Linked DNA regions of Homo sapiens: region 1 is linked to region 2. Evidence: chromatin loops called from intact Hi-C (ENCODE). Cell type or tissue: PC-3. All regions are shown on one strand. Each heading gives the region's core, and the rest is flanking DNA. Links, peaks and the distances in the headings are about the cores only.

Region 1 (5,378 bases), core at 215-5,214, 240 kb before region 2:
GACTACAAGGTGCCACCATCATGCCTGGCTAATTTGTGTATTTTTGGTAGAGATGGGGTTTTCCCATGTTGCTCAGGCTGGTCTTGAACTTCTGGACTCAAGTGATCCACCAATCTCAGCCTCTCAAAGTGCTGGGATTACAGGCATGAACCATTGTGCCTGGCCAGGATGGTCTTTTTTGACCTATCTGCCATCAGATACAGTTGATTAATTCCTCCTCCTCGAAGCACGACCTTCATCTGTCCTTCAGGATACATCCCTCCCAGACACTCACTCTCCAGCCCCTTCCCTGACTCCTCCTCATCGAAGGCTTCCAGGGCTCAGTTCCTTGACGTTTTCTCTCCTCTGTACTTGTTCCTTGGGGAGTCCATCTGATCTCATGGTTTACATACCACACACATGTCTACACCGACACATCCCAAACATACATCTCCACCGAGACCCAGCCCCTGAGCTCCAAACCCCAGTTGGCTGGTTGACTTCTCCACCAGAAGAGCTAATAGACATCACTCATTTAACTTCTGGAACTGAACTTCTGACTCCACCCAAAGGCCACTCCCCGTCAGTCTTCCTAATTCTCGTAATGACTGTGCCATTCTTCATTGCTCTGAGCAAACCTCTTAGGATCTTTTTTAGCTCTTTGCTTCTTCCCACCTTCTCCCAACCCAATCATCTTGGCTCTACCTTCAAAATACATCCAGAATCCACATCCACTGATAGATGAATGGATAAACAGAATGTGGCTTAGTCACACAATGGAATATTGTTCAGCCTTTAAAAGGAAGGCAATTCTGCCACATGCTGCCACATGGATGGGCCTTGAAGACACTAGACTAGGTGAAATAAGCCAGGCACAAAAGGAAAAATACTGTACAACTTCAATTATATGAAGTACTTGGAATAGTCAAATTCCTACAGACAGAAAGAAGAAGAGGGGTTGCCAGGAGCTAGGGGAGTGGGAGACGGAGAGTGAGTGTTTAACGAAGACAAGGTTACAGTTTTGCAGGATGAAGAGTTCTGTGGAAGGGAGGTGGCGGTGGTTGCATAGCAGCGTGAATGTATGTAAGGCTACTACTGAACTCTGCACTGAAAAATGGTTAAGATGGGGCTGGGCGTGGTGGCTCATGCCCCTAATCCCAGCACTTTGGGAGACTGAGGTAGGTGGATCACTTGAGGTCAGGAGTTCAAGACCAACCCGGCCAACATGGTGAAACACCTACTAAAAATACAAAACTTAGCCAGGCGTGGTAGCACGCCTGTAGTCCCAGCTACTTGGGAGGCTGAGGCAGGTTGAACCTGGGACACGGAGGTTGCAATGAGCCAAGATCGTGCCACTGCACTCCAGCCTGGGGTGACAGAGTGAGATCCCATCTCAAATAAATAAATAAATAAATAAATAAAATGTTTAAGATGATAAATTTTATGTCTTGTGTATTATACCACAGTTAAAATAAATTTTTATAAAACACTGGGCCGGGCGCGGTGGCTCACGCCTGTAATCCCAGTACTTTGGGAGGCTGAGGAGGGAGGATCACAAGGTCAGGAGATGGAGACCATCCTGGCCAACATGGTGAAACCCTTTCTCTACTAAAAATATAAAAATCAGCTGGGCATGGTGGCATGTGCTTGTAATCCCAGCTACTTGGGAGGCTGAGGCAGGAGAATCGCTTGAACCAGGGAGTTGGAGGTTGCAGTGAGCTGAGATTGTGCCACTGCACTCCAGCCTGGAGACAGAGTGAGACTCCATCTCAAAAACAAAACAAAACAAAACAAAACCAAAAAACCCACCTAGAATCTGATCCCTTCTTACCCACTTTATTGCTACCATCCCCGTCCGAGCCACAGACAACTCTCACTGGAATTATTGACATGGTCTGTGGTCTCCGCCAGCAGCCAGGAGGATCTCGGGAAATCCGAGCCCTCCATAGCTCCCCTCTCACCCTCTGGGTTACAGCAGCCTTACAACATCAGTGGGCTCAGCTGCTGGCTGTCTCCAAATGAGGCAAAGAGAAGGTCAGGGCCGAAGTCCTGGGTCTGCACTAGAGGCTGCGTGCTTTCCTGGCCTCACCTCTCACTTCTTCCCCCTCCGTGGATCCCCCCAGCATGCTTCCCTGCCCCAGGGCAGCTGCTTCCTACCCCTGAAACTCTCTTATTTTCTTTCTCTTTTTTTTTTTTTTGAGACAGGATCTCTCTTTATCGCCCAGGCTGGAGTATAGTGGCAAGATCACAGCTCACTGCAGCCTCAACCTCCGGGCTCAAGCAATCCCCCCACCTTAGCTCCCTAAAGTAGCTGAGACTACAGATGCACACCACTATGTCTGGCTAATTTCTGTATTTTTTTGTAGAGATGGGCTCTCACTATATTGTCCAGGTTGGTCTCAAACTCCCGAGCTCAAGTGATCTACCCTCCTTGGACTCCCAAAGTGCTGGGATTATAGGTGTGGGCCACCTCACCTGGACCTGAAACTCTCTTCTAATCAATATCTGCTTGGCTACCCCTGTCACCCCTTCAGTCTTTTCTGACCTTCTTGGCCAGGCCTTCCCTTGCTGGACCATTGAACATTGCAACTCCAGCCAAGCACCCCCTACCTCTCTTCCTGGACTATTTCCCTCCACCTGCAAACACCCGACACGCTTAGCATTCTGGTGTGTTCTTCACTGTGTATCTCCCTCACTAGAACATAAGCTCACGAGGGCAGGGATTTTTGTCTACTCTGATCACTGACATATCCACAGTGCCTAAACCAGGGCGTGGCAGATATCAGGTGGTCAATAAACCTTTGGTGCATGGAAAAGTGAGGGAATCCATGGCCAAGTTATTTCACCCCATGATGCTTCTGTGAGGCCGTCCAGGATGGTGCTTTGCAAACTTTAGAATGTGTCATAATGACACAGAAAGCTGGTCGAGTGGACAGCTGGACTCTGCCCCAGAGATTCTGCTTTGGGGTCTCGGGAGGAGGTGAGATGCACCATTTCTAAGAAGTCCTGGGTCTTGCTGATGCTGTGGCTGGTCCAGTATTTCACTGCTGTTCAGGGGTTAGATGAAACCCTGGGGCAGGGAGAGGGAGGCAGGCACCTACCAGGGACAGTGGTATGATGAGAGCCTCCCTTGTGCCAATGGAGCTCCCACTGGCTTTGCCAGCCCAGGAGGGGGAGCCTCTGCCTGCTGGAAGCTCTGCAGAAGTGGGAGGTGGAAGGGAGGCTGGCAGGAGCCACCCCGGAAATCAGCACTGGGGCAGCACTCAGCCCTCCTTCCTGCCAGGGTGTCCAGCCCAGACTTGACCCACTGGCCAGGAAATAGCAGGAGATGTGTCCTTGGTGCACAAGCAGCCCGGAAAACCCCCTTTGCCCCCGAAAACCAGTTGTCGTCACTTTAAGGAAGCACTTATAGATCCCACGCAGGTCCTGAGCCGCACCCAGTCACACAGGTGCCGATCTCACCTGCATTCTCTCTGTTCATTTGTAATTCCACCCCCTCCTCCCCATCTTCCTCTTCCTTCTCTCTCTCTCTCTCTCACACACACACACACACATGTGCACGCACACACACACACACGATCATCCCTCCTAACTCCTCCACCTCACACACAGAAGGCATGCATCCCTCATCCCACCCACAGAAGTCCACACGCAAGTGCACCCCTCACATCTTACACTCCTACCTCTCCCACAAGCATGCACACGTGTGTGCCTGCAGCTCATGTACACAGAAAGGCCCAAAGGGTCTCTGCCAATCTCCTCACCCACACACACCTCGAACGCACCTCTCTCCAGAAAGACACATATGCAAGCCCAGAGCCTCACCCATACCCATGCCTGACACACACACACACATGCACACAGGCACACACACATTCTTGAGCACATGCATGCACGCACACACAGCATGCACACACAGGCGCATGCACACACGGACATGCACAGACACACGCACGTGCACAGGTGCACACACGCACACACCACCCCTTCTTCCCCTAAGTCTTCTCTAGGAGTTTTTGGTCCTAGCTTTGCTCTGCCATCTTGAAGACACGTCCCACAGGGTATGGCTTCCGTCACGCCCAAATTCCTGTCCTGAGCCTTGATCTGCCCACCCTCAGGCCCACCTCCGGGAGAGGAGATGCATGCTCAGGATACTCTCCAGGAGCAGCTAGGAGGCGGCATTCTAGAATCAACACCACTCATTTCTGCAGGTGCAGGGGAATCATCATCCTGCTAGCAAGCAAAGGCACCTGTAGTCTGCTGGGCGCTGTTCAGACCCCAGGAAATGAGAAATAAGAAGCTTCAGGCCCTGCCTTTAAAGAGCTCACAATCCAGGCAAGAGAGTAGAGGGGCAGCTCTGGATGTTAGGTGCTATTATATGGTTACTGGAGACCCTGGGGACCCAGATGGGAGTTGTCAGACCTGCTTGGATGGACTACAAAGGGGAGGATGGTTGGGCAGGGCCTTAAAGAGTGAGCAGGCATTTGGCCAGGCAGGCAAGGAGCCTAAGACACTCCAGGCAGCAGAGAAAGGACAGAGACCTAAGTGAGCTTGCCCCCCTTGGGGAGCTACCAATCGTTTTGTGTGATCACAGCAAGGCAGGGAGGTGGAGGGCAAGTGGAGGATGCGAGGCTGGAGAAGTAAAGGGACCTCATCACTAAGGAGCTGGTGCAAGACTACGGTGCTTGGGCAGCCTTATTGTTTGGGTGATGGAGAGCTGTTGGAAGTCACTAGATTTGTGTTACATGGGGGTCACGCTGGTGGAGACAGAAAGGAGTGGGAATGGTACTAGAGATAGAAAGGCCCAGAGGCACCCATGGATATAGCATAGGATTAGATTTGGCTACAAAAAATCCAAAATAATAGTAGCTTAACAAGGTAAAATTCTTAATTCTCTCTCATATCCAAGAAGCGGGGAGGTATGGCTTGTGTGGCTCTCATGGTATCAGGGACCTAGGCTTTCTATCTTGTTGTTGTGACACAAAGGGATTCCATTCCTATAATCATGTGATCCAAAGTGGCTGCTGGAGCTCCAGGCATCACATCTACATTCCAGTTAGGGGGAAAAGGGAAAAGAAAACAATACCTTCTATTTAAGGACAATTACTAAAAGTTACCTATACAAATTATCTTACATAGTTTAGGGTGGGATGTAGTCATATGGGTCTCACCTTGCTACAAAGAGAGGCTAGGAAATGCAGTCTTTATTCAAGGTGGCCAGGTGCCCAGCCAAACACTAAGGGTTCTGTGACTATGGCACTTGGTGGTGGAGTGGTCGTGAGCCTGGCTTTAGCTGGGAGGCTTCTACACTACATTACTTTGACCAAAGGCAGACACATGAACACACCCACCTTCCTCCCTCAGACGATATTCTCTCCAAACTGAGCTGCAGACTCCAA
Region 2 (5,378 bases), core at 252-5,251:
GCAACAAAGCAAGACTCTGTCTTAAAAAAGAAAAAAAAAAAAGAAGCTACAATAGAAAGTCAACAAATATCCAAAACCAAATTAAGACATAACAGTTGATATATGTATGTGTGTGTGTATATATTATACATATATACACATATAATTTTTATTTTTATGTATTATATATTCATAATTTGTTATATAATATATACACACATAATTTTTATATATTATATTTATAATTTAGAAAAATGGAAGTATCAAAAGAAACTGCTAAAAAAGTAAAAAATTCCCTTGGGAATGATATTTGGTGAACAATGGCTAGGTTAATTAAAAAAAACAAAACATTTTTTGCTACCAACTTTAAAATACAACATGACCTTTTGTAATAGTGTATGCATGTGATTTTTTAATAAATATAAATACTAATCTAAAACAAAAGCTAATTATTTGAGTCATTATGAGAAAAAAAATTACCAATATTTGAATTTAACCTGTCACTTACAGGTGGCTTTTTAAAATTAAAATTATCTAGTTTCTCCCATATAAAAAGAATATTTACTTAAATCCTCATATTCTCCCAGCCACTGCCCAACCTCTCCCCTCCTTTCACAGCCAGGCTTCTTAGAAGTATTATCCAGATTGTTCTCTCCAGTTACCAACCTCCTATTCACTCCTCTAAACATTCAACATGGCTTACCCTCCATCTAATCAAGGGACATAAACAACTTCTACATCACTAAATCACATCGATGTTTCCAGGCCCAGCGAGTTACCTGACTTGGCAGCATGCAAAGTTCCGCTGTTGCTCCCTCCCAGGAACTCTCCCCTCAGCTTCCATGACTCAAGCTTTCTCTGCTTCCCTTCTAACTCTCCAGCCCTCCTCTCCCCTAACAATCTCATCTATGCTCACGCTTCAATCACCACCAATACCCTAGTGACTCACACATTTTCTCTCTCCAGCCAAGACCTCACCTCTGAGCTCCAATTAATATTTCATTGTAAAATTGAAAAAAAAAAAGTGGTTTTTCAAATTACTCATTTATATAGTATGGATATTTGTTCCCATCAAAATCTCACGTTGAAATGTAATCCCCAGTGTTGGAGGTAGGGCCCAGTGGGAGGTGTCTGAATCATGGCGGCAGATCCCTCATGAAGGGCTTGGGCCATCCCCTTGATGATAAGTAAGCTTTTGCTCTGAAATCTGGTCTTAAAAGTGTGTGGCACCTCCCACACGTACACTCACTCTCACTTGCTCCTGATTTCACCATGTGACATCCTGCTCCCCCTTCGCCTTCCACCACGATTGTAGCTTCCTGAGGCCTCCCTAGAAGCTGAGCAGATGCCAGCACCATGCTTTCTATAAAGCCTGCAGAACCATGAGCCAATTAAACCTCTTTTCTTTATAAATTATCCAGTCTCAGGTATTTCTTTATAGCAATGCAAGAACGGCCTAATACACTCATCAACTAACTCCAAGCACCTGCTTCTTCCTCAAAGAGGGGGGAAAAAAAGAAAGAAACTGAAGTTCTAAGTCTCACTGCTGACGTTTTCACAATTACCTTGGAAAGCTACCTCAAGTTGAAGCTAGTAAGAATACAAAGCTTGATCGCTGAGCCAATTTTCTTGAAAGCATAATATTCTAGTCCCAACTTTTAAAAGATTTTAAAATATTCTCTGTACTTTCATTTTGTGCAACATTTAAGTTAGACACTGTCTAAAAGATTATTTAAAACACAGCCAACATTTTTTTAAAATTGGAGAATTGACGGTAACAAGACAGTTTCAAGTTCACAGTATAAAATATAAGTAATACCAATTAAGGAATTTACATATTTTCCAGAAAGAAACCAATCCACATATCCCACACGAATTATAAGAGAGAGTCTGGTAATATATAATTTTAATTCACTGAAATTTTATTCCTGTAGTAAATTTATATGCAACAAATAACCCCCAAAATGTTATTACTTAAAAGACTATGAATAAGAATGACCTGATCACAGAAGAATATGCTTCTTTGAAGATCAATATAAAACAACAATTACCTTCCATTTTCCCAGAAAGCAGGAAATACACCCCTCCATAGATGACCTCTATCTGCAAAGCCATAAATCTGCCAGAACCAGATACTGATCTTGAGAACCACACACAAAAATATTTTCCCCTCTATTCCATTTTAAAATCTTCTAGTTCTAGTGAAGAAGTAAAAACTGAAACTAAACATGATCTAAAATGGTTTCTAAAATCTCCATCTCCAAATATTTTAAGTTCAGCTCAACTCCTGGCAACTAAAAGAATTTTACAAATTTTAACCATGAAGTATGTATATTTAAGCACATTTACAACTGTATTCACTATGTAATGTTTTGACTATTTTCACACTATAGCACTTTCCAGGGCCTGTTCCAGCCTATATCATGAAGAGAGCAAACTCTTCATGAGCCTTGCTCCCTAGAGACACCCATCTTCATGGTCATGAGCAGACACTTAGTGCCCTCTTGTGTTCTTTCCTCTGCATCCTGGGACAATTCAGATAAAGCTAATCTTCCCAGAGCACTCAGTCATTCTAATCTTCTCTATTCCATTTCACATGCCTCCCATGTTTGTTGTCTATTAGAAAAATTATAAATTAATGAGTTAATGTAATAATAGTGCTAATAAATCTGAACTCAATGCATGAATATTCTTAAGAAATACATTTGCAAGTTAACACCTTTCCCAAAGAGAAAAACTATGGCAAAAATGCAGGACTACATAAAGAAAATATTTGGGAAGTCAGGCTTTTTCTTACTTTATTCCATTTACTAAATGAAATCACATGAAATTTGCATTTGAATATATTTATAAATGTTTTTCCATCTTGGGCTGAACCACTTTCGAGACTTACAGACAGGTGTAAGTCTCTCTGTAAGTTAAAGGGCGAGTCTCGATACTTGGGCCACAACAACTATACATGTACCCTACTGAACATAACTTCTTATTCTGCATATCTAGATGCACCACATGTTTGATTATAACCTCCAAAAAATAATTTTACATGGAAAAAGCTAAATATAAGCTAGTCGAGTGACGGATTTAGTGTTCATCAGCAACAGCTCTACAGCCCCAAGTGTCAAATGACCTATGCTAAGTCGACCGAGATTTGAGGGGGCTTTACTCCACTGTTTTCACACCAAGTACACCACGATAACTGAGAAGGTCACACTTCCTATGTAACACACACATGCTCACTCTACCAACAATATAAGTGAACAAAACAACTTATATCATTAAAGTAAGAACACCTATAGCAAAAATGCTAACTACTCAACTTTCACTTACAAGCTCAGAGATTAGATTCTGAAGCAAACTATTTATTGATGAATGCATCCTTCAATAAATACCATGTTTTCATTTACAGTGATAGTGATTGTATATATGTAATATTTTCTCATTAAATACAACCAGATTCTATTTAAAATAATTACTGCTTCTTAATCTTCCAAAGTAAAAATAAAATATGGCATAAAAACCCGTGTTAATGGGTCACACCACTTTTTTCCTCTTTTGTTTTTTTAATGGAACTCTAAGATCATTCAAACAGCTTTGGTTATGATTACTGAAGAATTAAATAACATAATTTCATTTTTCCATGCTTGAGCTCAAGTAGAAATAAAACGTTAGTGACTTATGATTCAAAAGTGCAGTTAGAAATTAATTTATAAACAATTGTATTCAAACAACCTAGGGCATGACATATTAGTTTGTAAAATGGCAAAACTAAACATTAATTCATATAACAATGAAAGCAAATGGTATAATAAATAACAATTTGATGATTCTTTATTGTTTTCTGAAGAAAAGGATTTTTATTCCCCCATATCCTATATTTAAGTACATTTCATGTCCATATATACTCAGAGGACCTTTCTATATCAACCTTAAATTTTCTTTGACACTTTGTCTCTTAAATGGTAGCAAAAGTTGTTAAATACCAGTCAAGTACATTTTGTTGCAGAAATCATTTCAGTATTTCATGTTTATCTAATGTGTAGCTTCTATGAAATTACCTGCATGATCACAGCCAAAATTTTATTTTCATAAAGAACTGTCCACTGCATGACTAATCTGCCATGCAAAATATGTTAGAATTTTTACTGAACTAGATTTAATTTAAGTTATCATATTTATATTATTTCATCATACTAGCTTTTAGAGGTACATATCAAAATCTACTCAGGTTGAAACAATACACACAAAACTTAAAAAAGGATGTCTTTCTCTTACTTAATGTTTAAGAAATGAATAGTCAAAGATTTTTACATTTTTCCTTAATTTAAACAGTTTCTTCAAAAGACATAACCTCTAAATGTCAATGCATAAAGACTTTGGTATTTCCAAAGTTACTAAAATCTTTACAGACACCTTTTCTTAAGAATAATAAAGTATGATACAGATACATAATAAGCCTTAAAAAAAATACCTGAGAGGTCTTGCCTGGGGATTGCCTGCTTCTACATATGGATGTAAATAATCCTTTATGTAGAGATCAGCAGCACTATTAGAATGGGTGCAAATGAGAATCCTGCTGAAATAAATGGTGCAAATAAAAAGAATGATAAAACACAAAACTATTCAAGCAGTATAATACCAAAAAAAAAAGCAGTGGCCATCCTAATATTATACAATTCCCTTACCCTACTCAGTAATCCCTAGCATTATTCAGTGATACCTTTAGGAAATTACACTACTCTTTAAGTTAAAAAGGAAGTACCCCAAAATTATTTTTAAGTCTATCATATAAAATATACACATATATTTAAACCCAAGTCTTCTGGCTCTAATAGATACCACAATTCCATAGCAAACTTGTTCTGATGGCTATTTAAAAACTATTTTAAAACTTACTGTCTATACTACCAATTCTAAAAACAGTATGTTTTAAGAGAATTCAAATTTTTAGTGCTCTGGGGTTTGGATTTACGGCTTTTCCTTTTCTCTTTTTTTCATGTTTAAGAGCTGCATGAAAACTGTCTTGCTAGCCCTCATTGTGTATTTAAAACAAGAACAGAGGTAGTATCCTACCAGGGAAATATGAGCACGCTTCCCACCCTCTCACCTAGTCTCCTGTTGCTGCAGAATATGTTTGACAGCCTGAGCTAGAGTGAACGTTTTGCCTGTCCCATAGGGTCCGATGATAAGCACAGGCGGCAGCTGGATTGCAAGTGGAGTGGTAATGGCCAGAACAGCCTCTTTCTGTTTTGCATTTAGTCGAGGATCCAACTGTTCATCCCATTGTCTATGGAAAATAAAAATTTATGTTAAACACATGCATCTCGTTAATAAATAGAACATAACACACGAGTATCGTGAATTTCAGTGAACCATTAAAACCACTGAAATAGCATAGCATC

What was found. Hi-C counts contacts between places; a loop is a spot of excess contacts. Peaks named below come from ENCODE experiments on the same cell type or tissue, not always from the same donor. Only the 100,000 strongest peaks of a DNase experiment are listed, where the experiment ranks them.
Region 1: it touches region 2 in a loop (18-fold over the local background); 15 of 110 quality-filtered maps call a loop at or near these places.

The regions. Positions count from the first base shown.
Region 1 is chr17:66,912,140-66,917,517 of GRCh38, forward strand. No RefSeq gene overlaps it. Among named protein-coding and RNA genes, the nearest start is that of CACNG4, 50 kb to the right of the region's middle. In PC-3, for the core only: a CTCF peak has its summit at 3,151 (motif pointing right); a DNase peak (open chromatin) is centred at 3,162.
Region 2 is chr17:67,155,814-67,161,191 of GRCh38, forward strand. HELZ (helicase with zinc finger) reads right to left here. Exons shown (of 33, transcript NM_014877.4): 16 at 5,084-5,263; 17 at 4,448-4,549. Among named protein-coding and RNA genes, the nearest start is that of HELZ-AS1, 86 kb to the right of the region's middle. In PC-3, for the core only: a CTCF peak has its summit at 2,497 (motif pointing left); DNase peaks (open chromatin) are centred at 858 and 2,478; H3K27ac peaks cover 1,246 bases.